Linked DNA regions of Homo sapiens: region 1 is linked to region 2. Evidence: chromatin loops called from intact Hi-C (ENCODE). Cell type or tissue: IMR-90. All regions are shown on one strand. Links, peaks and the distances in the headings refer to the core of each region. The heading gives the core; the rest is flanking DNA. Region 1 overlaps CUX1 (cut like homeobox 1). Region 2 overlaps CUX1 (cut like homeobox 1).

The links. A loop is a pair of places that touch in the nucleus more often than their neighbours do. Peaks named below come from ENCODE experiments on the same cell type or tissue, not always from the same donor. Only the 100,000 strongest peaks of a DNase experiment are listed, where the experiment ranks them.
Region 1: a loop joins it to region 2, with 2.0 times the contacts of the local background. A loop is called at or near these places in 2 of 110 quality-filtered maps.

What each region holds. Positions count from the first base shown.
Region 1 is chr7:101,913,810-101,930,081 of GRCh38, reverse strand. CUX1 (cut like homeobox 1) reads right to left here. Exons shown (of 24, transcript NM_181552.4): 2 at 13,857-13,967. Among named protein-coding and RNA genes, the nearest start is that of CUX1, 100 kb to the right of the region's middle. In IMR-90, for the core only: no CTCF peak of the experiment used is centred there; DNase peaks (open chromatin) are centred at 5,751 and 7,791; H3K27ac peaks cover 743 bases.
Region 2 is chr7:102,035,357-102,051,628 of GRCh38, reverse strand. The region is part of intron 3 of CUX1 (cut like homeobox 1); the gene reads right to left. Among named protein-coding and RNA genes, the nearest start is that of CUX1, 230 kb to the right of the region's middle. RefSeq lists a silencer at 14,758-14,960. In IMR-90, for the core only: no CTCF peak of the experiment used is centred there; DNase peaks (open chromatin) are centred at 6,228 and 9,178; H3K27ac peaks cover 292 bases.

The sequences.
Region 1 (16,272 bases), core at 3,503-11,502, 120 kb after region 2:
TCACCTGAGGTGAAGAGATCAAGACCAGCCTAGCCAACATGGTGAAACCCCATCTGTACTAAAAACACAAAAATTAGCCGGGCATGGTGGTTGGTGCCTGTAATCCCAGCTACTTGGGAGGCTGAGGTAGGAGAATCGCTTGAACCCGGGAGGTAGAAGTTGCAGTGAGCCGAGATCAGGCCACTGTACTCCAGCCTGGGTGACAAGAACAAAAATCTGTCTCAAAAAAAGAAAAAAAATTGGCTTCTGGAACCCTAAGGAGGCAGGGTGTTCAGGGGATTATATGGCCTCATTCCCAGGAGTCTGTCTGCCCGGGAAAATCCTGGTAGGTGGGTGGGTGGCTTACGCTTCATTAAGTGGCACCGATGATACTTAGCTCCCAGGGTGACTTCCAGGGGCAGAGAAATGATGGTCATGCACTTAGCATAATGCCTGACTCCTAGCAAGTACTCAATAAATATTAATAACAGCTCACCACGATTTCAACCAAATCATATGGCTTTCACATTTAGCCGTTACACCTTTAAAATCATGCTCAACAAAGTTGTTTGCTGAGAAGAGGCAGAGAGTGCTTTTCTGTGCTGAAGTTATTATTAAATCCTACACAGAATGACGTTCTCCATTCAGAATGCATTTCAGTTGAGGTTATTGACCAGAAAGACAAGTTATGGGCTACTCTCAAAGAATAGCTTCAAAAAAGAAAGTCCAGCAGCAAACATTTCCACTCTATGAACAGTGAAACTAATGCAAAAGGAGAGAAAATTACTCTCTAGACACATATGGAAGAAGGCAAGTTTTAATTTTACTGTATCTGTTCAAGTCCGCAGTAGAAACTAGGGTCTACCCTAGGCTTTAATAATTTTTTTAAGTGTTCGTTTATAGCTTTATTTTATTTTTATTTATTTTGAGACGGAGTCTCACTCTGTAGCCTAGGCTGGAGTGCAGTGGCACGATCTTGGCTTACTGCAACCCCCATCTCCTGGGTTCAAGCGATTCTCCTGCCTCAAACTCCTGAGCTCAAGTGATCCGCCAGCCTCAGCCTCCCAAAGTGCTGGGATTCTAGGTGTGAGCCACTGCCCTCCGTCACATTTATAACTTTAAAGTCCATTTGTGGCCGGGTGCAGTGGCTCACGCCTGTAATCTCAGCACTTTGGGAGGCCGAGGCGGGTGGATCACGAGGTCAGGAGATCGAGACCATCCCGGCTAAAACGGTGAAACCCCGTCTCTACTAAAAATACAAAAAATTAGCCGGGCGTAGTGGCGGGCGCCTGTAGTCCCAGCTACTTGGGAGGCTGAGGCAGGAGAATGGCATGAACCCGGGAGGCGGAGCTTGCAGTGAGCCGAGATCGCGCCCCTGCACTCCAGCCTGGGTGACAGAGCGAGACTCCGTCTCAAAAAAAAAAAAAGTCCATTTGTGAGGCCGGGTGTGGTGGCTCACACCTAGAATCCCAGCACTTTGGGAGGCCGAGGCGGGCAGATCACAAGGTCAGGAATTTGAGACCAACCTGGCCAACATAGTGAAACCCCATCTAAAAATACAAAAATTAGCCAGGCGTGGTGGCAGGTGCCTGTAGTCCCAGCTACTTGGGAGGTTGAGGCAGGAGAATCACTTGAACCTGGGAGGCAGAGGTTGCAGTGAGCCAAGATCGCGCCACTGCACTCCAGCCTGGGTGACAGAGGGAGACTCCATCTCAAAAAAAAAAAAAGAAAAAAGAAAAAAAAAAGGCCATTTGTGAACACAATTTCTCAAAAGAGTAGATTTTGGTAACATGAACACAATAAGCCATTTATTGACCTTCTACTTGGTGCCTGGGTTGTTCTGAATCCCTATAAGAGTTCATCCAGCCCATAATGACTCCGAGGTCGTTATCATTCCTATTTTTTGAGATAAGAAAATAGAGGCTTAGACGTGATAGAACGCAGCATGTTTTTGACTAAAATTCCAGGGCACATGAATCTAATGACAGTGCTTCCCTTTTGACAGTTATTAAACTCTCAGATAATGCGTCTTTTATACTTAAAATAGCCCTGTAAAAACGGCTGGACACATGAAGGAAGCGACACATGGCTCTCAGGAAGGAAAGGGGATGCCGGCCTTGTTGACGTTTCAGCAAGGGGCGGGGGCAGACAGACAAAGCGGCCGTCCTGAGATGCTCCCGGAAGGAAAGCAGGGCCTGCGGGGTCTTCAGATGCCACCCGCCGCCCCTGGGCCAAGCCCCGCAACAGCTCTGACCACTTCCAGTGACAAGGAACAGAGCAACTGGGAGATTAGCTCCTCGTTAATTACCTAAGAATTGCCTAAGAATTAATTACCGAAGAATTACCTAAGAATTTCTGGGCCTTTGGCCCAGAAAACAAACAAACAAAATAAGGTCTCTTTGAAACTCCACAATTCATTGACTAATTTTGTGTGTGTGTTTTTGTTTTTTTTGAAGATAGGGTCTTGCTCTGCCGCCCAGGCTGGGGTGCAGTGACGCAATCATAGCTCACTGCAGTCTTGAACTCCTGGGCTCAAGGGATCCTCCTACCTCAGCCTCCTGAATTACAGGTATGCACCACCACGCCCGGCTAATTTCTTCATTTTTTTGTAGAGATGGGGTCTCGCTATGTTGCCCCAGCTGGTCTCAAACTCCTGGTCTCAAGCAGTCCTCCCACCTCAGCCTCCAAAGTGCTGGGATTACAGAAATGAGCTACCGCACTTGGCCAACTGAATTTTCTAATGCCCAGATTAAATAGCATCCCTGGTCTTAGAAAGCAGAGAGACTGAATCTGACGCTTCAAAGTAAGTGAGTGGTTACAGCCAAGATGATCAGGGCTTTACATGGAAGAAATGTGGGGGACTCCACTGCTAACAGCTTGCCAAAATTAATCAATGGTTATTTCAAAATTTGCACTAAAGCCTCCGTGTGTGTGTGTGTGTGTGTGTGTGTGTGTTGTGTTGACAGGTGATACAAAAAGTCATTTTGCATTCTTAAGATCAAAACACGTTCTCTGACTCCCCAAAGTACCTTCGCCCATCCTTGATCACTCACTGCCATCTTGTTCTGTCTGAGCTCTTACCGCCACCTGAAATTATCTTGTGCATCATTTGTTTACTTGGCCACTGCCAGATCTCTGTGAGATCTGGAATCTTCTCCCTCCATCCCTGCTGTATCTGACTGCCCCTGGCCCTAGAAAAGGGCTCAGGACTACTTGTAAAAGAAAGCAAGGAAGGAAAGAAGAGAGGAGGGTGTTTGTTGAGCACCTACTATATGCTCTGTGCATCTGAATTCATTTCACCTCCTGGGTGAAATGGGATAGCACCAATTCTTCCTGCTTATACATAAGGGGACCAAGTCTTAGAACAGTTTTTGACCTTGCTCAAGGTCACTGCACGTCACCACTTACTAGTTATGCGTTCTACTCCTGGCCTGAGACTGGACATTCAGCCTCCAGGACCCCTTGAAGTAGGCAGGGTATGTTTTTTGCAGACGAAGAAACTGGGGTTAAGTTTCTGTCACAGTGCCATGGAGGTCACAATACTATTAATGCTGTTGGAGCAAATGAAACCAGGGCTTGACTAGCATTCAATGTCCCTGGGCCCAGGCAACCTCCTCTTCCCTACAGGCCCCTGCTGGTGCCCTCCAGACCATGCGGCAAAGTCTTGCTGGGATGTAGGGGGATAATGCAGCCACCTTCCCTGACTGGGGCCCGAATTAGGTTCAAATTGCCTTCATTACTGGTCCCACTCAAGGCACCTCTTCTCCCCTAGAGACCCAAAAGAAAGAAAATAATGTCTTGGGTTGATAAACTGGCTTAAAGGGTTTAATTGGTAACAGTTAAAAGTTCACTTTTAATTTTTAAACTTTTTCTAGTTAAAGGCTTATTATAACTTAACAGTAGGTGATTCTAGAATGATTAAACACACAAGTTGATTACTGGGGTTTTCTCATTTTGCCAAATCCTGGAGTAGACTTTTTAAAACCAAACTGCCCCCTGCAAAAATGAAAATTCACAAGATACTTTTCTGTGGGGAGTTTCTTTAGAGGATGAGAGAACAACTGAATAAGAAATCTCTTCGGGGGTTTCTGACACCCCCATGAAGAGAGGAATTCTTTTTTAATTTAGTTTAGGTTTTTTGTTTGTTTGTTTGTTTGTTTGTTTTGAGACGGGGGTTATAACTCTGTCACCCACATTGGAGTGCAGTGGTGCAATCATGGCTCACTGAAGCCTCAATCTCCTGCTAGACTCAAGCGACCCTCCTACCTCAGCCTTCTGAGTAGCTGGGACCATAGGTACGCACCACCACTCCCAGCTAATATTTCTATTTTTCTGTAGGGGTGAGGTCTCACTATATTGCCCAGGCTGGTCTCCAACTCCTGAGCAAAAGCAATCCATCTGCCTCAGCCTCCCAAAGTGCTGGGATTATAAGCGTGAGCTACTGCACCTGGCTGAATTTTTTTTTTAAATAACAGCTTTATTGATGTATAATTTATATACCATACAACTCACCCATTTAAAGTACACAGTTCAGTGGCATTTGGCATATTCAAAGTTGTGCAAGTATCACCACTGTCTTATTCTAGGACATTTTTATATTCCAAAAAGAAACCTCATACCAACTATCAGTCATTCCTCATTCCTCTATCCCCTCACCCCTGGGGGTTTCTATCTCTATAGAAATCTACTTTTGGCCAGGCACTGTGCCTCATGCCTGTAATCCCAACACTTTAGGAGGCCGAGGCAGGTGGATCATTTGAGGCCAGGAGTTTGAGACCAACCTGGCCAACATGGTGAAACCCCATCTCTATGAAAAATACAAAAAAATTATCTGGGCACAGTGGCACATGCCTGTAGTCCCAGCTATTTGGGAGGCTGAGGCAGGAGAATTGCTGGAGCCTGGGAGGCAGAGGTTTCAGTGAGCCGAGATCGAGCCACTGTACTCCAACCCGGGTGACGGAGTGGAATTCTAGCTCAAAAAAAGGCCCCATTGTGTCACATCAGGGCTGTGGGCCTTCAATGAAGCCAACTCAATGGGCTCAACGTGATGAAAGGAAAATGAGGCTGGGCTTTTCACTTTTCTGTGTGCAGTGGTTTTAGGGTCTAATGAGGAGTAAAACAAGATTTGTTGATAACAGAGAAGAGTTGAGAGTCCAGTGGGTAACACTGACATATCAAGGAGTAGCCGATGATGCCTGGATGCTGTTTCATGTTTAGAAAGCATCAAAGGCCAGGTGTGGTGGCTCACGCCGGTAATCCCAACATTTTGGGAGGCTGAGGTGGGAGGATCGCTTGAGCCCAGGAGTTCGAGATCAGCCCGGGCAACAAAGTGAGACCCCCATCTCTACAAAAAATAAAAAATAAAAAAAAATAACCAGGTGTGGTGGTGCACGCCTGTAGTCCCAGCTACTCGGGAGGCTGAGGTGGGAGGATCATTTGAGGCTGGGAGGTTGAGGCTGCAGTGAGCTGAGATCATGCCACTGCTCTCCAGCCTGGGCCACAGAGCAAGACCCTGTCTCCAAAAAGAAAAAAAAAAAAAAGGAAAAAAGTAATTGGGATGATATGTGACTTTGCTAAATCCTCACGTCAATGCCAAGATGGGGTTACAACGATCACCCTCACTTCACCACCTGACTCGCCCAGGGTCCTGGGGGGTGTGCAGGGCCATGGAGCCCTGGTGACTATCTCAGGGCAGCCTGTGCACCACGTGTCCACTGGAGTCGCAACTTTATTTTTAAGTGACTCTCTTTTTCCAGGCTGAGTCACTCTGGTGGTGTCTATATAAAGGCTGTCGAGGCAGTGACTAAATGCGTTTGGGCCCAGGCCACAACTATATATTACTACCCTCCACTCCCTCACCCATCCTGCTAGCTCCTTTTCTCACCGAGAGTGAAAAACGAATCATAAAAGTTCACAGCATCTTCCCATCCTCTGTCCTCCTCCCCATGGCAGAGATAGCATCAGGTGCGTGGCTTCCTGGCTTACCCCGCACACAGTGCATCCTGATCAATAAAAAGGAGGGACCTCCTCCCCTCACCGTGCCTGCCAGGGTCGGGAAGGAATCCACAAATCTAGCCAATTTCAACGATGGTAAAAGATTCCTTTCCAAGTCCTATCTCAAGACAACTCCCAAGCCTGAATTTTTACAACTGCTACCCGGGAACACAGAAATCAGAGAAATGCGCCAGGCCGGCGTAGAAGGGGCAGAGGAAGATGTTGGCACCCAGGAAAGGAAAAGAAAGTGGATGGGCAGTTCTGTGAGCAGCACAGGGTGCTCCCTGTTGCAAGGTGGGCATGCTGAGCCAGGCGTCTCCGACAGTCAGGGCTGCCGCCGCAGCCAACAAGAGCCAGGATGGAGACCTGGGTGTGACATCATGTGCATCTGAGCAGGACAGGTGTAGAAAGCACAGACACAGACTGTGAGCACCGCAGACCAGGCATCGTTGGGATTAACGTTCCAGAGATCAAGAAATGTAGAGGCAAAAATACATCAGGGCAAAAATGACCAGTGACGGCCCCTGAGCCGCAGCTCGGCTCTCCTCCCAGAGCAACGGGGTCTGTTTTAGAGGAGACAAAAATTAACTGAGCAAAGTCCTGCAGACAGACACCCAAGAAGCGTTCTGGAGTAGGACTGGGCCGACTGACGTCACCAGGATGAGGGCTGGGGATGGTTTCATGATAAAATCACAGCATCTCAGGAATGTGGTTCTCCTCCTCTCTTTTCTCCCATCAGAGAAGGTTCCTCCCATATTGAAAAGAAGCAGAACAAAACCCAAAACCATCCCTGAGCTCTTTCTGGAAGCAAGCCTAACACAGACGACCATTTATTGGAGAGTTGAGCATCACATTCAAATAGCAGAGCCCTGAAGCCAGGCCGATGTCGCAGGAGCACTGGGGGTTTCTCCAGGGAGGACCCCACGCTGGGTTACCTGGTCTCCAAACTGTCCAGCCACTCTCCATCCACTAACTCCCTACAGCCAGGCCAGTGAGCCGGGGCTGCAGGTCAGACATGCTGCAGACCTCCCGTAACCTCGCCTCCAGAAGAACTCTGGAATCACACACGCGGGAAATCGGAGTTTGACCGCGATCAAAGCCATGGAAAAGCAAACGGCAAACGGAAAAGCTAAGAGACACTTTCTGGGGTTTGCGAGAGCTAGGCTTTCAGCCTCCACTGCTCACATACATGATTCTAACACCACCAGGCTTCCAGATAGCTGCTGCTGCTCCCTCCTGACATGCTGTGGCCAGCCCAGTGCAGAGGTGCTGCCCCTGCTGCCAGCCCGTGGAGCCCCTTGTCACATCAGGTGGCCTTGCTCCTTCACCCATCTCCCACTCCCCAGCACCCAGCCCAAGGCCAGGCACACCCTGTCCCTGCCCAGCGGTCAGGCCTTGGTACTCATCTGTCACCCACCCCAAAGCTCTAGAATCCCCCCTCCTCCCTCCTTCATCCCCTTCCACCCCAGGACACAAGGAGGAGAAGGAGAGTAGAGGTGACCCACTGGTTCTCCTGGAATGGTGAGCTGAAACTGGGACTATGGGCCCAGAGAACTGGTGTTCTAAACTAAGGCTGCATGGATGAGTGTCTGGGAGCCCCCCAGAAACTGCAAACGTGCATTTCCCAGGTGCGTAGGTCCTCAACTTTCATGGATATTTTAAAGGTTAAGAACCAAGGCTCAAAAAGCAGAACTGTTTATCTATAAAAAGGGTTACTGAGCCATATGTGGCTTATCCAGAGAACTTTATCACCACTGACATAAGAGTGTTTCTGTGGGGAAAGTCTACAGTCAGAAGATTCCAGTCATTCTATCCTAGCACTTAACACGCTCTGCCATTGGGTTCTATTTGCTTACTAAGAAAGATAAGAAACTTTTTAAAGAATGGAGATAGGGTTTTATTCCCAGGGCCAAACTGTCTGGCACATGGAAGGTGTTCAATAAATATTTGTAAGATGATTAATTGTTATTACAAACCAATTTTTTTTTTTTGAGACAGGATCTCACTTTGTTGCCCAGGCTGGAGTGCAGTGGTATGATCATGGCTCACTGCAGCCTCAACCTCCTGGGCTCAAGCCATCCTCCCACCTCGGCCTCCCAAGTAGCTGGGACTACAAGTGTACACCACCATCCTGGCTAATCTTTTGATTTTTTTGTAGAGATGGAATCTCACTATGTTGCCCAGGATGGTCTCAAACTCCTGGTCTGAAGCGATCCTCCCACCTCAGCCTCCCAAAGCACTGGGATTACAGGCGTAAGCCACTGTGTCTGGCCACAAACCAACTTTTGAAACACTTTAAGCTGAAACTACCTATATTTGTTGTTATTTTTTTTTTAAAGTTGCCCGAGCTAAGGCCGGGTGTGGTGACTCATGCCACTTGGCACTTCGGGAGGCCGAGGCGGGTGGATCACCTGAAGTCAGGAGTTCAAGACCAGCCTGGCCAACATGGTGGAACTCCGTCTCTACTAAAAATACAAAAAATTAGCCGGGCATGGTGACGGGTACGTGTAATTCCAGCTACTCAGAAGGCTAAGGCAAGACAATCACTTGAACCTGGGAGGTGGAGGTTGCAGTGAGCAGAGATGGCGCCACTGCAGTCCAGCCTGGGTATCAAGAGTGAAACTCCGCCTCATAAATAAGTAAATAAATAAATAAATAAATAAATAAAATAAAATAAAACATAGAAATTCCCCAAGCTAGCTCTGAGGAACAGAAATCCACTGTATCTCATGAGTTACACGGTGAGTATTCCCAGGTTAATGCTAATAACGAACATAAGCTAAACTCTAGGGACAGGCCTGTGCGCAGCCCTTCTCGTACAGGCACATGGGTACGTACACACACATATGTGCACACAGCAACCCTGCGAGCGGGGCCCTGTTGTTACATTATTTATAGATGACAGAACTGGGGCTTTGGGAGGTATCTGCCCCAAGACGCACAGCTACTAAGTATGTCGCCTTAAGTAAGAAATACAAAAATCAGAGCTGGGCGCAGTGGCTCACACCTGTAATCCCGACACTTTGGGAAGCCAAGGTGGGTGATTTAGCTTGAGCCCAGGAGTCTGACACCAGCCTGGGCAACAAAGTGAGACCCGGTCTCTTCAAAACATAAAATTAGCAGGGTGTGGTGGCACGCACCTATAGTCCCAGCTACTCTGGAGGCTATAAGGAGAGGATCGCCTGAGCTCAGGACATCGAGGCCACAGTAAGCTATGATTGTGCCACTATATTCCAAAAAAAACAAAAATATAGAAAGCAATATACCCTAGAAACACTCCACCGCCTATTATGTTCCACGATTGATTCTTAATTCAATAGGGAATGGATGTTCAGTTAGAACATTTAAAAATGTTTTTCTTTCAAAGGGACTCTTTTTGTAGATTCAAAGAAAACGTATACAATTTTATCTGCAGAGTAACTGCAATCTTCTGCAAATTAACTACAATTTCTGGATTAAAAAGACACAATATCATATGATGGCAAATATATTAATCTAATGATATAAAACTGAAACTTTAAAAAACTAATTCTAAACAGAAAACCTTCAACTGGGCGCAGTGGCTCGTGCCTGTAATCCTAGCACTTTGGGAGGCCAAAGTGGGAGGACCCTGCTTGAGCGCAGGAGTTTGAGACTAGCCTGGGCAACAGCAAAAGGCTCTGTTTCTACAGAAAATTTAAAAACTACGGCCAGGCGCGGTGGCTTACACCTGTAATCCCAGCATTTTGGGAGGCTGAGGCGGGTGGATCACAAGGTCAGGAGTTCAAGACCAGCCTGGGCAACATGGTGAAACCTCACCTCTACTAAAAATACAAAAAAATTAGCTGGGTGTGGTGGCGCATGCCTGTAATCCCAGCTACTCGGGAGGCTGAGGCAGAAGAACTGCTTGAACACAGAAGGTGGAAGTTGCAGTGAGCCAAGATCGTGCTACTGCACTCCAGCCTGGGCAACAGAGCAAGACACTTGAAGAAAAAAAAAAAAACACATAAAAATAAAATAAAATAAAATATACTAGCCAGGCACTGTGGTGCCACGTTCCTGTAATCCCAGCTACTCGGGACACTGAGACGGAGGGATCACTTGAGCCCAGGAGTTGGAGGCTGTAGTGAGCTGTGATCGTGCCGCTGCGCTCCAGCCTGGGTGACAGAGCAGGATCCTGTCCCCAGAAAAACCCTTCAAGGCTCCAGCCATCCTGGCGCTCACCTCCTGATGTTCCTGTGGCTTCTCCCGCCTGTCAGAGTCCCAGCCACCACACAGCACCCCTCCCTGGCCACCTCCCCGTCACAGCCCACCTTTTCCCTCCTGGACTAGAGCTTTTCCCAGTGACATCTGGGAAGGGCCAGTCTAGAAGGTGAAATCTCCGATGGCAGACAAACTTTACTCCCCACTGAACCCTCGCGGGTGCCTAATCCTCCCTGTGGAACACATTAGACATTCATCAGACACCAGGAAACCTTTCCTTCTTTCCCAGAACAAAGAGAGACGTGGGCGTTTCCATCAAGATCAACACCCTTGGTGTCACACCAGCAGGAACACCACCAGCCCTGGCTCTGCCACGCTGTGCCCTGGAAGGTATGTTGCCATGGGGATCGTGGGCTGCATCCATAGGGAAGAGGATACCCTCCTCCCGGTAAGCCAGGCTGTCCTACCCAACGGGCGAAAGCTCTAAGCAAGCCTCGTTTCTACACATGCAACAACCCGACGTCACCTCCACGGTTAGTAATCAATCCTGCGGTGTGGCCAGAGGAGCAACCAGTGTCAGGGCAGTGGTGGCTCCTCAAGACTGAGACCCCAAACAAACGGTGACCCAGTGTCCCCTTGGGACACAGGCCAGGCACTGAGCTGAGGCTCCACACATGTGCTATCTACACACACACGTACTGTCACAGCTCCCCCCCCACACACACACACCTGCTGTCACAGGGAACAGCAGGGAACTCCGCCTCCTGCACACCCAGCACACTCCGGCCACAGCCCCCGACTCCCACCACTGTTCTGGTCTTATGTGGTTTCAACATTTCCAGCAGGAGGGCTGGGCGCGGTGGCTCATGCCTGTAATCCCAGCACTTTGGGAGGCCGAGGTGGGCGGATCACCTGAGGTCAGGAGTTCGAGACCAGCCTGGCCAACATAGTGAAATCTACTAAAAATACAAAAATTAGCTGGGTGTGGTGGTGGCATGTGCCTGTAATCCCAGCTACTTGGGAGGCTGAAGCAGGAGAATCACTTGAACCCAGGAGGCGGAGGTTGCAGTGAGCCGAGATTGTGACACTGCACTCCAACCTGAGCGATTGGGTGGTCCTCCAACCTGAGGGCAAGACTCTGTCTCAAAAAATAAAAAAAAAGTTACCAGCAGGAAGCTCTGGCTGCTGGCACAAGTGAAGTGGGTCTCGTCTTGGACTTTCCGCGTGGGCGCCCCACAGATTTCCAGGTTGGTCCTTGGATGAGAAAGTGCATAGGGCTGGCGGGGCAGGAGCCTGCAGCCAGCTCCCCTCTCCCCACCTCCCCAGGACCGCATGCTGCAGTGAGACCCTCGTTACTACAGCCAAAGATGAGGAAGTGGGCACCACCCTCCACCCACTGGCAGTGGCGGGGTCAGGGCCAAGCAGGTGGTGACCTTCCATCATCTGCCTCCCCTTCCTGGTGGGTTCTAGCCCCTTTCTCCATGAAGACAGAGTCTAAAAATGTGTCCTGAGAAGAAATGCCCCAAGTGGCAGGTACCTACCAGGCTGCCGCCTCCCCAAGCCTCTTCCATTTATTGGGATCAGAAGGAGATAAAAACGCCAAGTTTAAGGCCAGGTGTCTTTGAGTAACTAATGTGGAATTCGACACAAGGCACGATGGAGGGATAGGGCTCAGTGCAGTACAAGCGGCATTTATCAGCAGAGCATAAGGAACGGACAGGGTGACCGAAGGGGGACACGCTCCTCCTCCACTGTCACTAGGAGTTGGGGACTTCTGAGGAACACCCAGGAAGCCAGGCCTCTTAGGAACCTCATTCTCTGGCTGAATACACTCGTGTATTTATTGTCCGTGGCCTCTGAAGGATGGCCTTGCCCCTCTAAGATTTTCTGGGTTTTTTTGTTTCTTTGTTTGTTTTTAACCACAAAACGTTTTCTTTTTTCTTTTTACCTTTTATAACAGAGATGAGTCTTGTTATGTTGCCCAGGCTGGTCTTGAACTCCTGACCTCAAGTGATTGCTTGCCTCAGCCTTCCAAAGTGTTGAAATTATAGGCGTGAGCCACTGCGCCCAGCCAAACCTCTAAGATTTTCTATGGAAACCCTCAGACATATGGTCACCGAGGAAAGGGCAGTGACAATACAGAACGGTGGGTGACCACTAGCTACAGGAACGGCACTAAGAGGAGCTAGCACGATGGATGTGGCGGGGCTTGGGCTGGGGAAACTGAGTCAAGGACAAGCGCTCAGGAAACCGGAGTTCCAGGAAAGTCTGCTCTGAAGCCGCTGGAGGCAACAGAAGAAGGACGTTCTGTCCCCAGCTCTTTTTTTCCTCCTGTTTTTACTCATGGCAAGGCTGACATGGAGAATAGGGCCCCCCACTCCCCAACACTGGCAGAGAAGGCAGAAACCCCCAAGCACCAGTGACTCCCACCTGCATTTTTGGTCTCGTGAAACATGGAGTACCCACATTTAGGGGCAGCCGAGGCAAGCAGCGGGTGTGAGATTTGAACCCTTAGCTGGCTCTGTGGCCAAAGGCTGCCTTCTTTCTACTCTGCTACCAAGCTTTCTCCTAAAATATTTATTCTGAAGACAGAAGGTTATTAATTTGTTTTCCATAATGATTCATGCCAGCAGTCCCTTGACTAGCAAGCCTCTTTTGAAACATTTTAAATGAGTCCGCTTTTAAAAATGCAATTCACATATAATTTCCCAGCAATATTATGTAAGTAAGAGAGGGGCATCTCTCCTAGAAAGGAGCTTTGCCTCCAGGCATGTTCCTATGTCTTATATGGAGGAGCCAAGAGCTACGATACGGAGAAGATTCCCCAAGCCCGGAAGCCGGGCCGAAGCTGTGGGCTGCTGCGACCCCTTCCCATACAAGGGGAAGATGTAAGAGAGGCTGGGGTCCGAGCCCGCGGGATGAGCGCCATGGGGACCAAACTGGCAGATGTCACCCGGAAAGCCATTCCCGCGACTGCTCATCTGCCTGCAACACGCTTGGATGTTTTTTTTTTTTTCTTAGTAAGCCCCTGATAGGGTTGAAGGGAAGGAAGAAGGGGCCAGGAAACGAGCAGAAAAACGCCACCCCAGCAACTCAACACTGTCCCCCGATTGCACACTCACGAGAGAAAAAACAGGAGTATATAAAAAGCACATTTCCATTGCCCTTTACGGCATATTTCAAGAAACAGAGAGGCATTTAAAAGGCCTAGCAGGCGAAATGTCTGTTTTACAAGAAGCGTTAGGCGCACTGCTATGCCCAGATGCGTGCAGCCTTCAGACACTCCGCCTGCACCAGCAACAGGGAAGCAGGCCCCGCGGACCTTCCACCCCACAGGATCCCTTATGGACTTTGGTGGCTTGCTAACTGACATGGGACAGGGTCTGGGATGAGCTCGAGGGTCTGAGACACCCACACACCTGCCCACGTGTTCTTACAGACCAAGCTTGTCCAGTATCTGCACCTGGAATTGGCTCTGACTTTCATATTTCCAGACAACCTATCAATTTCCACATCCCCACAGCCTGCAGGATGGCATGCGTTCTGCTGGAAATGGGGCTGAAGACATCTGGGGAAAGAAACGGGTTGTTTGCCGGCCGTGCGTTCATCTGATGAAAATGAAACGCTCACGGAGCGTCGCCTGAACATGCACCAGCATTCTAAGATCCCTTCAAAGCGAACACGATGGTCACGCGCCTCACCTCTGGAGTGTTCTTCTTGAACTCCCGGCTCTGTTCGATAAGCCGCTTTCTGGACTGCTCACTTTCATCCTGCCGGTTCGCCAATACCGTTGCGGTGGCATCGAGTTCTCTCTGTTGGGGAAACAGGAAAGGAAAAGTGAGATTGTAATTGCACTGTGTACTAGAGGAGGGTCCTATTTGCATTTGACCAGAACACTGGGGGAGAGACCCCAGTGGCTCTAAGGAACATCAACTCATTGGCAGAGGAGGGGCTGGAGGGTGGCGGGAAGGCAGAGAAATGAACATTATCCCCCCATCCCACGTCCGTCCCATGTGAAGTGGTTGAGAAAACCAAGCTCGTTCAACATCATGGGTCGTGCCTCAATGTGCACGCCATAAATGACTCTGTTCCCATAACAGAATACACAGAAACATCTTTCTTGCTCCAGCCACAACTATCAGGCTAATGCCCAAAGCACCCGCCTCCCCAAGTTGCTCCACGCCTCTTCTTCCCAAGGGTTCCTTCCAGCCAGCCACTCTCCTGAGCTCTAGTCCTTCTGCTGATCTATCCCCTCCTCGGGGCATTCCGTGTGGCCGTCCTTCAATGCTGTGGGCCTGGGATCTCTGAGAGTAATACTTGGTTTGTATTCATTCAACAAATGTTTATGGTGAGCTCACTCTAGGCCAAGCATCATGTTCGAGACCATTAACCTATGATTAGTTTTCAAGAGGGACCTTTAAAAGGTAAATTCCAAGAATAATTATTTCCAACCACTTTTCAGAAATGAGGCACCATTGGCAGTTATTCTCAAATCACATTACTTGCGCGGGAACGCTGAGGACCACCAGGAGTGGGTTCCCCATGAGGGACCCGCTAGGGGGCTGAGGACTCTGGGCTCTGCTCCCCGCAACAAACCGATAATCAACGCGCCAGAGAACCTGTGCCCTGGCCTCAGAAATTCTGGGAAGAGCTGCCAAGAGGATCTGTTTCCAACAAGCCTGCAGCAGATGGCCCCAGAATGGTGTTCCAGGCTGACAGCAGGCGCCCAAGGACACACTGCTGTCGCCACCAAAAGGCCTGTTTTCCTGCCGAGTCGCTTTGGCAACTAAAGACACACAGCGGCCCGTTCTGCTGGGATCCAAGGTGGCTGCTCTAGCTGGCTTCTCACGGTTGGGACCATCACCCTGAGTCCAAGCAGAGCTGAACGGCGAGAAAAATCAAAGCTGAAGATTTATCCCCACGCCTCCAAGAAGCACACTAGAGCCTCTCCTTCTCCACCCCCCACCACCCAGCTCACCAAGTCCCACAGGCTTTCCTCCTTGGCGGAAGTTAACCAGCAAACCTACACGTTACAAGTTCTTGCTGGGAAATGCTTCCTTGGTACTACTACGGGGTGGGCCATGCCGGATGGGATGAAATCATGCTGTCAACTTACAAATCATGGACAGGCCGGGCGAGGTGGCTCACGCCTGTAATCCCAGCACTTTGGGAGGCCGAGGTGGGTGGATCACCCGAGGTCAGGAGTTTGAGACCAGCCTGGCCAACATGGAGAAACCCTGTCTGTACTAAAAATACAAAAATTAGCCAGGCATGGTGGTGGGCTCCTGTAATCCCAGCTACTCAGGAGGCTGAGGCAAGAGAATCGCTTGAACCGGGGAGGCAGAGGTTGCAGTGAGCCGAGATCACGCCACTGCACTCCAGCCTGGGCATGAGTGAGGTGTCCCAAGGGAAAAAAGAAAGAAAGAAGAAAGGAAGGAAGGAAGGAAGAAGGGAAGGAAGGAAGGAAGGAGGGAAGGACGGAGGGAGGGAAGGACGGAGGGAGGGAGGGAAAGAGGGAGGGAGGGAGGGAAAGAGGGAGGGAGGGAGGGAGGGAGGGAAGGAAGGAAGGAAGGAAGAAGGAAGGAATCGTAGACACTTTAAAAAGCAGGGGAGGAAAGAAAAAAAAACAACAACGACAATAAAACAACAAACCAGGCAATGAGGGGAAGATACCACCACACCACACTCTTCTCCCCTTAGTATTTCTGGCATTCAGGCACATCTTGGGCAAACAAGTCCTAAGGAATAACGTGGGCTAGAATTCAAGAACAGATGTCAAAGCTATTGCAGAAAAAAGGGAAACACTGAACATTTTGATAGACCACATTTGAAACACATCCCAGTTAAGGGAAGGCAGGGAAAAAAAAAAAAGAGCAACCGAAACCAATGTGGTGGAACGGGGGATACAGATAAGAGAGGAGCAGTCACAGCGAAGCAGAAGGCTCTTCAAAAATATAAACAATCTGGAGGGAGGAGGGCTTTGACATCTATATTTAAGCAGCAGCAGCCGAAGTTATAAAAGGAGCCTTCGAAAGAAGGCGGGGAAGAAAGCCAATATTGAAATATGACAAAAAAGAAAAAAAAAGAGTTGATGTTTCGTTCCAATCGCACACAGAC
Region 2 (16,272 bases), core at 2,894-10,893:
GGCTGGAGTGCAGAGGCACGATCTTGGCTCACTGCAACCTCTGCCTCCCAGGTTCAAACGATTCTGCTGCCTCTGATTTTCCTACCCTAAGTAGCTGGGACTACAGTTGCGCACCATCATGCCTGGCTAATTTTCTGTATTTTGGTAAAGACGGGCTTTCAACATGTTGGCCAGGCTGGTCTCAAACTCCTGAGCTCAGGTGATACGCCCGCGTCAGTCTCTCAAAGTGTTGGGATTACAGGCATGAGCCACTGCGCCCGGCCCTATTTTTTTTTTTTTCAAACACAAATGATAGTCTATTAGATGCTGCTCTACATCCTGTGTTTTGCAAACTTAGGGCAAGTTTTAAAGAAGACAAAGATCATCTTTATTCGTGGTGGGAGGCAGAAGGCTTCAGTGGGGAGAGGAGGGCTATTCAAAGACACAGAGACGTGTTCAAACAAAGTGGCCTGCTCAGAGAAGGGCAGGGACCTGCCGTGCCTTGGAGCAGAGGAGGTGACTGGGGATACGTGAGGTGAGGAGGCAGGCAGGGGCCAGCCTGTGGAGGGAGGTGCAAGGGACCACGCCCGGGGTGGGGGCAGCTTATGCTGAAGGGGAATCCCTGAGGATGTCAATCAGGGTGGGAAATGAAGCGATCACTCAGGACAGGATGGCAACTGGTGGTAGACAGACCAGACCAGGAAAGAGAGGGAGAAAGCCAACTGCTGGGAAGGAGGGAGCTGATTCCAGCGAGGTTAGGGAAATAGAATTCACAGGGTCTTAGCAGGGAGTGGTGGCATGTGCCCATAGTCCCAGCTACTCGAGAGGTTGAGGCGGGAGGATCACTTGAGCCCGGGAATTTGAGGCTGCAGTGAGCTATGATCACACAAATGCACTCCAGCCTGGGCAGCAGAGCGAGAGCCCAACACAACAGTAAATAATAATAATAATAATAATAATAATAAAAAGAATTCACAGGGTCTAATACTGAACATAGCTTCTCCCAGAGTTCTGGCCAGGGCAACTAGGGGCTGGTTACCTCTCCCGAAATGGGGCATACGCAGGTGCCTGTGTTTACATGGGAAATGAAGATTATTAGTTAGCGAGGTACCCACAGTGGGAGCCCCAGGGAGGCCTGGCGTTGGATGACGGGCCCAGGCCAGAGGCAAAAATTTGGAACCACCAGCCCCAAACGGCCCAGATGAGGTTACTCTGGAGTGTGGATGGGACAGAGATACAGGGAAAGCCCCAGAAGGTTAAATCCTGGGGACTACGGCTATTGAAGAAGTTAAAGGACCTAGAGGATCCTATAATCAATAACTAGCTACCAGCTCCCATCCAGCACTGCTTTTATGCCATCATCTTTAAACATGTGCATATAACGTCGCTGCTCTGCGAGAGAGATTTCCTGTTATATGGATGGGACAGAGAAGCGGACATGAGATATTCAAGGTCACGCTGGCAAATGATGATGTCAGGATTCAAATCCAGATCTGACTCCAAGATCAGTGATTTGTCAGTTTGGTTTTCTCCGCTCCTTTAAGCAGGAACCCAGGAGAAAATTCAGGAGACGGTGTGAAAAGGGAAGCAGTGTCTACACCCCGGGAGTCTGCTCCTATCAGGGGGGTGTTCTGGTCCACAGTGGCAGCTCCTCAGTAGGGACGGCAGGAATGCTCCCAGCCAGATTCCTGAGCCCTCCTCGTGCCTGCGCTGGGACAAGACTGTTCCTAGAGCGGCAGCCCTTATCTGCTGATGTGTGCTCTGTGGGGATGCCTGGTCCCACATCTCAGGGCCAGACTTGCTCTCCTAAGTCCCCAAACATCAAGGGGCTCCCTGAAAAGCAAAGCTTTTTCCCAGGGCAGGCCTGCGGTCATTCCTCCCACAGCCCTAGGAACCAGTTTCTCTCCCTTCCTATGTACCCATGGATCATTTCATGGGTTTCCGTTTTTCTTTTTTTGTTTTTGTTTTTTTTGGTAGAGATGGGATCTCACTATGTTGCCCCAGCTGGACTCAAACTCCTGGGCTCAAGTGATCCTCCTGCCTCGGCCTCTCCATCACACCTGGGATTACAGGTGTGAGCCACCGCATCCAACTGGTTTCTCTTTTCTTGTTATGCTGGAAGACAGTGTAATCTCACAGGTTCCCCCTCTTCTCCTACTTCTAAATCAATTATAAGACACTCTTCAGGCTTTACAGAATAAGCATGGGCTTCGGAGTTCGACATCAGAGTCCAAGTTTCAGCTCAAGGCTGACAAGCTCCAAGGAAGTTACTTGATCTCTCTGGGCCCATTTACTCCTCTCCCCTCCGGGCTGAGCTGCTGTGCAGATGAAATGGCAGAACGGAACGAAGCTTCTGGCACGCAGCTGTTGCTGAAGGGATGCTCTTCTCAGCCTCCTTCATCTGCCCAAAGGGCTGCGCTGAGTCTGCTGTATTTCAGAGGAAATTTCTCCGAGTGAGTCTCTATTTCTTACTATCAGTGAACCATGGCAGGCCTTTCCCAGCTCCTGCCCCCAGTACTGTGTCCCCCTAGGTCCTTGTAGGTGGTCCAAGAAAAGAGGCAGGGGACAAGGCCAAAGAACAGCAGCAAAGCAGGGGAGGCCTATTCCATCCCCCAGCGAGGAAGGATCTCGGTGACCGCTGGCCCACCTGGCTGGACTTAGAAGGCTCAGGAAGTTTATACTTAGAGGGGAACAGATGAAACAGACATGGAGCTCATGTTTGTTTGTTTGTTTTTTTGAGATAGAGTCTCGCTCTGTCACCCAGGCTGAAACAGTCAACATTAACGATTTTATGTCAAATTCCCTTTATTTATTTATTTTTGAGATGGAGTCTCGCTCTGTTGCCCAGGCTGGAGTGCAGTGGCGCAATCTCAGTTCATGGCAACCTCTGCCTCCCAGGTTCAAGTGATTCCCCTGCCTCAGCCTCTCGAGTAGCTGGGATGACAGGCGTGTGCCACCATGCATAGCTAATTTTTGTATTTTTAGTAGAGACGGGGTTTCACCATGCTGGCCAGGCTGGTCTCAAACTCCTGACCTCAGGTAATCCACCCGCCTTGGCCTCCCAAATTGCTGGGATTACAGGCATGAGCCATTGTGCCCAGCTGATTTTTTTTTGAAAATTTGATTAATAGTGGTCATGTGCCCTTACGTGTGTGTGAAAGAGTGGAATGAATATTAGACCGAGTTCAAACACCTGGGTTCTAACACTACCACGCCTTCCAACCGAGTGACCCTGTTCGGTCTATTTCTGACCTCACAGGGCTGTGTCCATGAGGCTTTTCTGTGCAGGTGGCTGGACAAGTGTGTGACCCCATCAGGTGGGGGACACTCATTGGAGGTGGTGGGAATACAGTGGCACGAGGGTGGCATTTGCCCGGGCATAACAAGTTTCAAGGGAGCCAAAGATTTCAGGACAGGACCAGGAGAGGGTGGAGGGGAGGAGAGGCTGGAGCCTGGAGCTGGGAGTCCCTGCCTTGCCCCTTGGACTGTCTGCTACCCCTCCTGTTGGTAACTCAGAATGATGATGATGCCCCCAGCACAGGGTGGTGTCGAAGGGTGAGCGACATCATGGAAATGGTGCTTTGTAGACGTAAAATGCTGTGCAAAATATTATTAGCAAAGGGAGTTGTGACACAACTGGAAAAAGACTGGGGGAGGGACGAGACATGGAATACTCCACATCCAGCAACAAACTCCTCAGGGCTCTCAGCTGTTATCAAACTGCATCCTATGCTCCCTCCTCAGAACCACACACAGGAACGTGGGCTTCCTTTGGCCATGTGGTCCTTGGTGTCAGTTTCATTTAAAGAACGACTGCATTAAATTGATGGAACTTTAGTAAAACCTAATTAACATCCATATTGAGTTTTTCCAAGGGAAGGGAGATCTGCAGAAAATAAAATACCCTAGAAATTTAAATTCCACGATAGTCAAATAAATACTGTATGACTGAGCATTACAAGTTGGATGATTTTACTCCAGGAGACGAAAATGAGTAAGAGTCAATCTATTCTTACAGACACATACTGCTTTCTAATCATCCATCCATCCATCCATCCCTCCCTCCCTCCCTACCTCTAGACTAATCATCCATCCATCCCTCTATCCAGTTATCCATCCATCCATCTCTCCCTCCCTCCTTCCCTCCCTCCCTCCATCTCTCCCTTCATCCATCCATAGCTCTATCCTATCACCCATCCATCTATCCCTTTATCCAATCATCCAGCCATCCATCCCTCTATCCAATCATCTATCCATCCATCCTTCTATCCAATCATCCATCCATCTATCCCCTATTCACCCTCCCTCCATGCAATCAACCATCTATCCATTCCCATTTATCTAACAAATCATCCATCCACCCACACACCCACCATCCACCCATTCATCCACCAATCCATCCACCCATCCACCATCACTTAACAGAGCGCCAAGCACTGTGCCACATGGGGATACAGATCTTGCTAAACTGTTAAGCTTCATGAAGGCAACGGCTACATTCATTCACCTACCACCACTAACCAGGGTCTAGTTCTGGTCTAGCCTGGCATACATGCTCCACAAATATTTAATGAATCAATGAATGAACAGACCTTCCCTGAGAAGCTCTTGGTCTGGAAGGGGACAGGGTTACAGCCCTGTCATGAGCAAGGTAGGGGAGCATCCTGGGGGTGGGAACACTAGATGAGCAACAAGATCGCTTTGGCGACTCTCCCAGTGTGGCCTCCCTGACAAAGAATGCACTTCGCAAGCTGTCAAGAACAGAAGTGAGCTGGGTGTGGTGGCTCATGCCTGTAATCCCAACACTTTGGGAGGCCTTTGTGGGAGGACTGCTTGAGGCCAGGAGTTCAAGACCGTCTTGGGCAACGTAGCAAGCCCTCATCTCTTCAAAAAAAAAATGCAAAAATTAGCTGGGTGTAGTGGTGTGTACCTGTAGTCCCAGCCACTCAGGAGGCTGAGGCTGGAGGGCTGCTTGAGCCCAGGAGGTCCAGGCTGCAGTGAGCTGTGATCGTGCAACTGCACTCCAGCCTGGGTGACAGAGTGAGACTGTCTCAAAAAAAAAAAAAAAAAAAAAAAAAAATCCAAACCAAACCAAAACAGAACAGGAGTGAAATGGGGGCTGGGCACAGTGGCTTACGCCTGTAATCCCAGCAGTTAGGGAGACTGAGGCAGGTGGATCACTTGAAGTGAGGAGTTCGAGACCAGCCTGGCTAACGTGACGAAACCCTGTCTCTACTAAACATATAAAAATTAGCCAGGTGTGGTGGTGCGTGCCTGTAATCCCAGCTACTTCAGAGGCTGAGGCAGGAGAATCACTTGAACCTGGGAGGCGGAGGTGGCAGTGAGCTGCAATCGCATCCCTACACTCCAGCCTGGGTGACAAAGCAAGAGTCCATCTCCAAAAACGGGAAGTGAATTGGGTAAGTCCTGGGGTTTCCCGGGGTGCCAGCTCTGTCCCGACTCCCATAGGGGCTGACATTGGTCTATCACAAGGGACCTCAATTTCCTTACCTGCAACCCACTGGTCTCTTCAGCCTCAGGTTTTGAGTCAACTTTGCCACAATATCATTTTCCTAAGTCATTCTGGGGTTCTTAGAGCTTCCTCTTGTGCATTTCAACTCAGTTCAGCTCAATTCAACAAACATTTCCCAGGCACCTACTACATCCCAGGCACTGGGAGATTCAGAAACCCCATGCACCCTTCCTTGGCAACCTGAACCCCAAGGCCAGAGCCCCATGTTCAGGAGCCATGTACGCAGCTGGGTCCCTGGAGCGGGTCCCCTGGCGGAGATGCCAAATGACAGCTGGGAAGGCCCACTCTGCCCGAGTTCGAGCTGTAAACATCCAAGAAATCTACCAGCAGTTACCGAGAGGATGTTAAAAATAATTATCCACTGAAAATATTAGATTTGCTCTGGATTGTTCATTACATACAATGGTTTAATAGGACTTTTATTGAATAGCTGCAGAGCTCTGGGCCGAAATCAATTTGCCCTCCACGTGGAATTTTGATGTCTGCTGTTGACTTGTACAACATGGAGCAATTTGTAATCGCTCCAGCTTGCCGTTGTTTTCAAAGCTCCTGCTATATCACAAGCATTTATTTCTGACCACAAAATTACATTTATTCAACAGAAAGCAGCTCCGGGTCTTTAAGAGGTTAACTTCTGGAGTGCTTGGCTGCGCTCCAGCCCACATCGGAGGGGGCGCGCGGGCGCAGTGGCACCCGGCAGTGGCGGCAGCGCCGGGCGGGCGGCCGTGATTAATAGACTGCTGAGAGCGCCCCTTTCCACAGGCGCACGGCTCCTGCCCCGGCTTCCATAGATCATGGACTTAGCCTCAACATATCTGACTGAAATTGAATTTGGCTTCTCTCTCAACTGTTCATTTCCTATGTTATGCAAGGTTAGATCCCTTTCTGCATGAGCAGAACCAAACCAGCTGCAGCTTTGGAGGAGAAAATGTGCTTTCAATTATGCAGCTGGCCTGGATGTTGAGCCGCAGTCCGACGGGTCCCTAATTGAGCCATCATGGCGCGAACTTACAGGGAGACACTGTGTGTGTCAGGCTTGCGGGTTTTGCCATAAGATAATGACAGTACAGCAGCCACATCACCACAGTGACCACCACGGCTAACACCACTGTCACCTCCACCACTGCAGAAGGCCCAAGAGCCTGCGGACAGACATACTGGCTGAGAAGTCAGTTCCCCAGCAAAGGTCCAGGGCAGCAGGCTGTGTTAGGGTCCCTGGGAAGCCTCCCTGTATCTTCCAGCCAGAACGCATCATCCTGTCCCCAGAGTGCCTGGTCTGCTCCACAGTCGCCTGTCTGGCCACAAACCCAAAGAAGACCCTGACAACCCCTCCCTACTCCCAGCAGGGCACTGACCTATTTTGCTTGTGGGCGTCTAGGAACCAAAGTAGATGCTCGCACATCACACTCAATAAGTACTCATTAACAAGGAGAAGGCGAGAAGCAGGGGGAAATTCAGCTAAGAATGTTTTATGTAACCACTTCCATAAGGCAAAGAATAGATAAAGCATCTAAGACAAGATACGGGCCCTCAAAGCATGTACAATCTTAAGAGCAGGCTGGAAAGAGGGGAAAAGTTAATGCAATAACAAGAAAACAGGCACCCTGTTTAGAAAATGGGCTAAGGTGGCCGGGCGCAGTGGCTCACACCTGTAATCCCGGCACTTTGGGAGGCCAAGGCAGGCAGATCACCTGAGGTCAGGAGTTCGAGACCAGCCTGGACAACATAGTGAAACCCCATCTCTACTAAAAATACAAAAATTTGCTGGGTGTGGTGGCACACACCTGTAACCCCAGCTACTTGGGAGGCTGAGGCAGGAGAATCGCTGGAACCTAGGAGGTGGAGGTTGCAGTGAGCCAAGATGGCACCACTGCACTCCAGCCTCTCCAGCCTGGGCGACAGAGCAAGACTCTTTCCAAAAAAAACAAAAAAACGGAAAATGGGCTAAGGATCTCAAAAGAAAACACATAAGGCCTGGCGCAGTGGCTCACGTAATCCCAAAAACTTTGGGAGGCCAAGACAGGAGGATCACCTGAGGCCAGGAGTTCAAGGCTACAGTGAGCCATGATCGCACCACCGCACGCCAGTCTGCACAACAGAGTGAGACCCTGTCTCTCTCTAAAAAAAGACATGCAAACGGCTGACAGGTATATGAAAAGCTGCTCAACATCTTTAATCATCTGGAAAATTTGACTCAAAACCACGATGAGGTATCACCTGATACCTGTTAGAAGGGCTATTACCAAAAAGACACACGAGTGCTAGTGAGACATGGAGAAATGGGCATCTTTGTACACTGTTGGTGGGAATGTAAATTGGTACAGCCATTATGGGAAACAGTACGGAGGTTCCCCCCAAAATTAATACGATCCAGCAACACCACAAAGGGATTGAAATCAGTATTGTTAAGAGTTATCTGCACACTCATGTATACTGCGGCACTATTTACAATAGAAAGATATGGAAACAGACTAAGCATCCAACAACAAATACATGGGTAATAAACATGTGATTTTCTATACACACGGTCATCCCTTGGTACACGCAGGAGATTGGTGCTAGGACCCCCTGCGTGTACCAAAATCTGCACATACTCAAGGTCCCCCAGTCCTTGAAAAGGGTAAAAGTTTTACTTAAGCAAGAAAAGTAGGTTTTCTTTTCCAAGGTACAGCATGGTGACTATAGTTAATAATCTTGTAATCATATATATGACATTTGCTAAGGCAGTAGATCTCAAGTGTTCTCAACACACACACACACACACACACACACACACACACACACACACACACAGTGAGCTAATGGGTATGTTGTCAGATTGTGGAAATCACTTCGTAATGTATGCATGTATCAAAACATCACATTGGGCTGGGTGTGGTGGATCACGCCTGTAATCCCACCACTTTGGGAGAATGAGGTGGGAGGATCGCTTGAGGTCAGGAGTTCAAGACCAGCCTAGCCAACGTGGCAAAACCTCGTCTCTACAAAAAATAAAAAAATTAGCCAGGCGTGGTGGCACACGTCCACAGTCCCTGCTAATCAGGAGGCTGAGGCTTGAACCCAGGAGGTGGAGGTTGCAGTGAGCTGAGACTGTGCTGCTGGAGTTCAAGACCAGCCTGGGCAACGCAGCCAGACTTCGGCTTTACTAAAATCGAAAAAATATAAAATTAGCCTGGCCAGGAGCCTATAGTCCTAACTGCTTGGGAGGCTGAAGCAGGAAGATTGCTTGAGCCCGGGAGGTCAAGGCTGCAGTGAGCCCTGATTATGCCACTGCACTCCAGCCTGGGTGACAGAGGGAGATCCTGTCTCAAAAAATAAAAACCCCAAACCATCACATTATACACTATAAATATATACAACTTTTCTTTGTTAATGATACTTTAATAGAGCTGAGGATAAAAAAAGAGGGAAAAAGTTAGAAATAGGTTGAGATGGTCAGGAAAATGATCAAAGGAGATAGACTTTTCGGTTCAGCCCTAAAGGATGGAAATGAGTTTTATAGGTAGGGAACAGCAAAAGGGTCTTAACAATAACAGAGCCTTCAGGAAATCAAAAAGTATGTTCAGGTGACTCATAATACACAGGCCAGTTCGGCCAGAGTAGAAGTCCAGGACTTTGAAGCTGGAAAAATATTTCAAAGGCAAGTCATGGAGCTTCTAACATGCCAATCTAAGAAGACTGAGTGGGCAGAGAGAGTCACAGAACTTGTTACCAGGAGAAAGAGCTCTTTCAGGGAACCGAGCCCAGTGGTTCCTACAACTAGCAGTGCATGAGCATCAGAGGTGGGCTTTGAAAAATGACAGATTCTAAGGTTCCACCCCAGGCCTTCTACACCGGAATGTCAGGGTAGGAGCCTGGGGAGCTGTATTTCTGGAAACATGTGAGCAATTCTCATAGGGCCAGTGCAGCACTGGTCCAACCCAGCAGCAGCTTTGGGAGCCACTGATCTGGTCCAACCTTCTCTAATCCTATTTCACCCATGATGCTTAATGCAGTATTTAGGCAAGTACTGGTAAGATGGGGACAGAAACAGGTACAAAGACACATACACACACACACACACTCACACACTCACTCACACTCACACACACATCCTCCCTTCTACATTTTAGAAGCATAAGGCCTTGGTAAGCAAACTATAAGGGCAGAATGTCTTTAGGCTCAAAACCAAAAGGGAGAGATAGCGCCAAATCCTAACCACTAGGCGGATCACCTGAGCTAGGAGTTTGACACCAGCCTGGCCAACATGGCAAAATCCCGTCTCTACTAAAAATACAAAAAATTAGCCAGGCATAGTGGTGTGCACCTGTAGTCCCAGCTACTTGGGAGGCTGAGGCAGGAGAATCGCTTGAACCCGGGAGGTGGAGGTTGCAGTGAGCCGAGATCATCCACTGCACTCCAGCCTGGGTGACAGAACAAGACTCCATCTCAAAAAAAAAAAAAAAAAAAATCAAAAGGGAGATATAAATGAAGCCCTATTAGAGATGAGAAGAGGAAGAATCTGTTTCTGGCTGGGTATTTTGGGAAGACTTGGAGGATCTGGCATTTAGAAGGATGGATAAGGCAAGGGCATGGTGGCTCATGCTTGTAATCTCAGCATTTCGGGAGGCCAAGGCGGGTTGATCACTTGAGGCCAGGAGTTCAAGACCAGCCTGAACAACATGGTAAAACCCCATCTCTTCTAATAATACAAAATTAGCCGGACATGGTGGCGCACACCTGAAATCCCAGCTACTCAGGAGGCTAAGGCAGGAGAATCGCTTGAACCCAGGAAGCAGAGATTATGGTGAGCCACTGCACTCCAGCCTGGGTGACACAGAGAGACTCTATTTCAAAAAAAAAAAAAAAAAAAAAAAAAAAGAATGGATAAGAGGTGACAATCTCCCTGGCAGGTGGTCGTCCAAGCAATTCTCCTGTTTCAACCTCCCAAGTAGCTGGTGCCACCACCATGCCTGGCTAATTTTTTTATTTTTGTTTTTTTTTTGTATTTTTAGTAGAGACAGGGTTTCACTATGTTGGCCAGGCTGGTCTTGAACTCCTGACCTTGTGATCCACCCGCCTCAGCCTCCCAAAGTGCTGGTATTACAGGCATGAGCCACTGTGCCCAGCCAGCTCATCCCATTTTTGAACAGATTTACATTGCTGGAGAATGTCCTTTTCGGTTCTGCTAGCGATAGTCAACCAAAGTACTGCTCCAGTGAGTCTCATGAGGTTTCAGAGCTACGGAGCTCCTTGGGGGAGGATCTGGGTAACCCACTCGTTTTACAGATGAGCAAAGTCGGGCAGAAAGAGGCCCCGAGACTCACCCAAGGTCACAGAGGTGGTGGGCGGCAGCGCCTGGACTGGCTCCCTGTGAAATGCTCTTTGGAGCGAACCACATGGACGCCCTGGCTTTATTTAGCAATGGCCTTTAGATCTGAATGCTTAAATATGTTACAGCTCAACAGATATGGGCTGCAAGATGGGCAGCAGACTCGTAGTCACTTTTAACTCATTCATAGACTGCTGTAGTTCACCCAACTTTATTTCCCCAATTATTTGATTAGAATCTGTCAAATCATCCTGCCGGTGCCCATGGGGAATTTGCTTTCTACTGTACGTCTTTGAAAGGGCCTAGTTCAAAGGGGAGACCAAAGGGTCCCTACAAAGAGACTTAAGGGTTCTGCCTACAAGGCCCTGGCATGACCCGGGCCCTACTAACTTCCTTGGTATTGCTCCCTGCCAGGCAAGCCCATCCCTGCAGAGCCCTGGCACTCACTGCCCCCATCTTCCTGCTGCTCTTTCCCAGCTCTGAGTGTGGCTGGTTCTCCTTGCTTCTTTCCTCTGATGTTCCGTCATCCTCCCTGGAGAGGCCTCCCTGGATGACTGAAGAAGTCACTACCACCTCTTCCCGCTCTACCCCAAGACCCAGTGTGTCTCCCTCGCAGTGCCTGGCGCCATCTAACATTGCCTTTTGTGTTTATCATCAGTTTCCCTTCATTAGAATAGCAGGATCCTAGTTGACTGTATTCAATGAGACATCTTTAGCAACTGTTTGGCCCATAGCTGGAAGCAGGAGGCTCCCGAAAAGGTTGCGTTGAATGAAGACCAGAGAGTAAAACCCAGCCTCCGAGAGCACGTCCTGCATGCAGCTCTGAACGTGGCCAGCGCGCTGCATGTAAGGGAGACATTCAGCACAAAGGGAAGTTTCAGATCATTCCTTGGTCCCTCCCTCAGGCCATGTCAGCAGGTGATACTGTGATGAAATTCACAGTTAACCTGGGCTCCACTCCTTCCAACGATGCAGATCGTGGTTGTAGCAAAGCGCATGGACACAGTTATGGATGTACACGAGACAATGCACCAAGCTCCAGAATTTGTCTAGGAGGGGCTGGTTAGAAGGGAAGGGGGCTTCAGGCAGGGTTTGCAGAGCACTGTATGCAAGATGAACATCAATCTTTTTTTTTTTTTTTTTTTGAAATAGAGACAGGGTCTCGCTCTGTTGCCCAGACTGGAGTGCAACAGTGTGATCATAGGTTACTGCAGCCTCAACCTCCTGGGCTCAAATGATCCTCCCAAATCAGCCTCCCAAGTAGCTGGGACTACAGGTGTATGATACCGCACTTGGCTAACGTTTGCATTTTTTTGTAGAGATGGAGTTTCACTACGTTGCCAAGGCTGGTCTGGAGCTCCCAGGCTCAAGTGAGCCGCCTGTCTCGGCCTCTCAAAGTGTCAGTCAAAGACTGGAAAGGTTGGCTGAGATCAGGGAGGGGCTGAAGGCACTGCTTCCTCCCCGCTCAAGCAGTATCAGAGCACACCAACCTTAGCACTTCTGGGATGCCAGACGGCCCCAGGATCGAGGCCAGTCCTGCCATTATGACCTGTGTGACTTGGAATCCTCTCTCGGGTTTAGTCCTTTTATCTGTAAGATGAGGACGATGCTTCCATCCACCCATCCAATAAACACTTATTTAGTGCTCGTGAAGGAGAGGCCCTGGGTATACAGAGCTCGTAACTTTCAGCAAATAAATCCATATGCTTTTCTTTATTAATCTTTTGTTACAACAAAGTTTTATCATATTCTTTTTCCTGTTGATGGCCGGCTGGGTTGTTTTCATATGTTAACTATTTTCAAAATTTCTGAACTGGTTTTCCAGGGCAAATAAGTTTATTTATCTATTTAATTTTCTTTTAAAATAGGGTCTGGCTCTGTCTCCTAGGCTGGGGTGCAGTGTTGCTATCAAAGCCTCCAACTCCCAGGCTCAAGTGATCCTCCTGCCTCAGCCTCCTGAGTAGCTGGGACTACAGGCATGTGCCACCATGCTTGGGTAACTTTTTAAATTTTTTTGTCAAGATGGAGGTCTCACTATGTTGCTCAGCTGGTCTCAAACTTCTGGGCTCAAGCGCCACTCCCACCTCTGCCTGCCAAAGTACTAGGATGACAGGCATGAGCCACCGCACCCGCCATGCTTGTTTCTTTAGCGTATATATTTAGGAGTGAAACTGCCGCGTCAAGGTACAGGTGAGTCTTTATCACCAGATGCCAAATTGGCTTTCAAAAAGTTTAAATCAACTTATGCTCCTAACTTGACTTTTTAATTTTAGCCAACTTGGTCAGGAGGAATAACTTGCAGATGAGTTATTTTAATCTGCATATCCCTGGTTATTATGCAACCTAGACATCTTTTCATATAGCTACTGACCATTCCAATGTTCTGACAATTATGCTCATGACTTGTACTCATTTCCTTACTGGGTTTCTCCCCCCATTGACATGCGAGCATTTTGAATATCTTGTGAACATTGTTAATTACAGGTGTGACAACTACCTCTTCCAGATTTGTAAATCATGGCCAAGGTTACCCCACATACAACGGTGGGATGCACAGCCCTAGACAGTATGCTTCACATTCTGGATGTCTGAATCTATCACGGTAAACACTGAGGTAAGTATGAATCTTTATTATGGCAAGTTTCCAACAGGTGATGTGAAAAGTATTGAGAACGGCAAACCTTTTTTCTAGTTCACATGAACATACCATGGAGCTAGCAGTGTACTGGCCTTATCTTTCTGCTTTTTTTTTTTTTGAGACAGAGTCTCACTCTGTCGCCCAGGCTGGACTGCAATGCTTTCAGCTCACTGCAGCCTCCACCTCCCAGGTTCAAGCAACTCTCGTGCCTCAGTCTCCCGAGTAGCTGAGACTACAGGCATGTGCCACCATGCCCAGCTAAGTTTTGTATTTTCAGCAGAGATAGGGTTTCACCATGTTGCCCAGACTGGTCTCAAACTCCTGACATCAAGTGATCCGCCTGCCTCAGCCTCCCAAAGTGCTGAGATTACAGGCATGAGCCACCACACCCGGCCATGTTTCCACTTTCTTTAGGGTATCTTTCCATGAAAAAAGCTCCTATTTAAAAATTTTAAGGTAGTTTACTGCAACAATCTCTTTTATGGTTTTCTGTTTAAGAAATTCTACCCAGCCCAGGGCCGGGCGTGGTGGCTCACACCTGTAATCCCAGCATTTTGGGAAGCCGAGGTGGGTGGATCACATGAGGTTGGGAGTTCGAGACCAGCCTGACCAACACAGAGAAACCCTGTCTCTACTAAAAATACAAAATTAGCTGGGCGTGGTGGCGCATGCTTGTAATCCCAGCTACTCTGGAGGCTGAGGCAGGAGAATCACTTGAACCCGGGAGGCAGAGGTTGTGGTGAGCCAAGATCGTGCCATTGCATTCCAGCCTGGGCAACAAGAACAAAACTCCGTCTCAAAAAAAAAAAAAAAGAAAAGAAAAGAAAGAAATTCTACCCAGCCCAAAGTCATCATCTTTTATATTTTATTCTATAAAGTTTAAAGCTTTGATCTAAGACTCTCCTTGTAATTTGTGTTTCCACACGGTGTAAGGTAGGGCTCCAACTCTAGTTAATTGTTTGCCTGTCTGTTTGAGACAGGATCTTGCTCTGTCAGCCAGGCTGTAGTGCAGTGGCACGCGATCAACAGCTCACTGAAGTCTCCAACTTGTGGGCTCAAGCAATCATCCCACCTCAGCCTTCCAAGTGGCTGGGACTACAGGCGTGTGCCATCACACCCAGCTAATTTTTGTAAGTTTTTGTACAGACAGGGTTTCACCATGTTGCCCAGGTTAGTCTCTAACACGAGGGCTCAAGGGAACTGCTTGCTTCAGCCTCCCAAAGTGCTGGGATTACAGATAGCAGCCAGTGCACTCGGTCTCAACTTCGTTTAATCTATAAGGATTTGCCAATCGTCAGAGGACCATGAAAAGTCCCCCCTTTCCTCACTGATCCATACCATCTTTGCAATTTATTCAGCTTCTATATATATGCATAGGCCAGATTCCGGTGTTTTTTTTTTTTTTTGTTTGTTTGCTTGTTTTTTTGAGATGGAGTCTCACTCTGTGGGCCAGGCTGGACTGCAGTGGCACAATCTCGGCTCACTGCTACCTCTGCTTCCCGGGTTCAAGCAATTCTCCTGCCTCAGCCTTTCAAGTAGCTGGGACTACAGGAGCACGTGACCACACCAGGCTGATTTTTGTATTTTTAGTAGAGACGAAGTTTCACCATATTGGTCAGGCTGGTGTATGGAACTCCTGACCTCAAGTGATCCTCCTGCCTTGGCCTCCCAAAGTGCTGGGATTACGGGTAAGAGCCAACGCGCTCGGCCAGATTCTGATTTCTTTATTGTGTTCCTTTGGTTTATTTATCTCATTCTCTGCCAACTACTGCAGCTTTAATAATCTGGTAGGGCAATTCCTCTAACTTGGAGTGGTTCAGTATTATCTTCACTATTATTTACCATTTGTTCTTGCATATGTATAAAAATTCTGGAATCAGCTTTTCAAAAGTTTCATTAAGATTCTTGCTGGGGCCGGGCTCGGTGGCTCATGACTGTAATCCCAGCACTTTGGGAGGCAGAGGCAGTCTGATCGCCTGAGGTCAGGAGTTTGAGACCAGCCTGGCGAAACCGTCTTTACTAAAAACACAAAAATTAGCTGGGTGTGGTGGCAGGCGCCTGTAATCCCAGCTACTTGGGATTACACAAATGTAATATGTGAACCTGATTGGACCTCAGCTGCAGGGAGGGCCGTTACAAAAGAAATCTTAGGGATAACCAGAAAAATTTGATTTTAGATCAAATAGGAGATAACCTTGAATCCGGGAGGTGGAGGTTGCAGTGAGCTGAAATGGTGCCACTGTATTCCAGCCTGGGTGACAGAGCGAGACTCTGTCTCAAAACAAAAAAAATTTTGTTGGGATTTTTACTGGAACTACAATGACTGATTCTGTGATCAATCTGGAGAAAAGTGATCGCTTCAATAGTAGTGGAAATTTCTCTCCTTGTATACTTTCTCTCTCTCCATTTAACTCTCCTTTAATATCCTTCAATATAAATGTTACATCTTTCTCTAGAAAGATTTCCCTTGTATTGTTACATTCATTTCTAGCTATAGTTTTTTTTTTTTTTTTTTGGCTGGCTATCTCCAGTAGTATCCTTTTTAAAAATGACTTTTTAAGTTTGCTGCTGATACAGGGGTATATAATTACTTTTGTATATTGATTTTGTATCTAGTAACCTGGTTAAATAATTGAGGCTCACTTGAAAAATGACAGTTTGATTTCTTCTGTTGCAATACTTATACTGTAGGCTGAAAATATTATAGTCAAAAATGTATTTAATAAACTAACCTGGCAAACATCATAGCTTAGCTTAGCCTACTTTAAATATATTCAGAAGACTTACATTAGCTTATAGTTGGGGAAAATT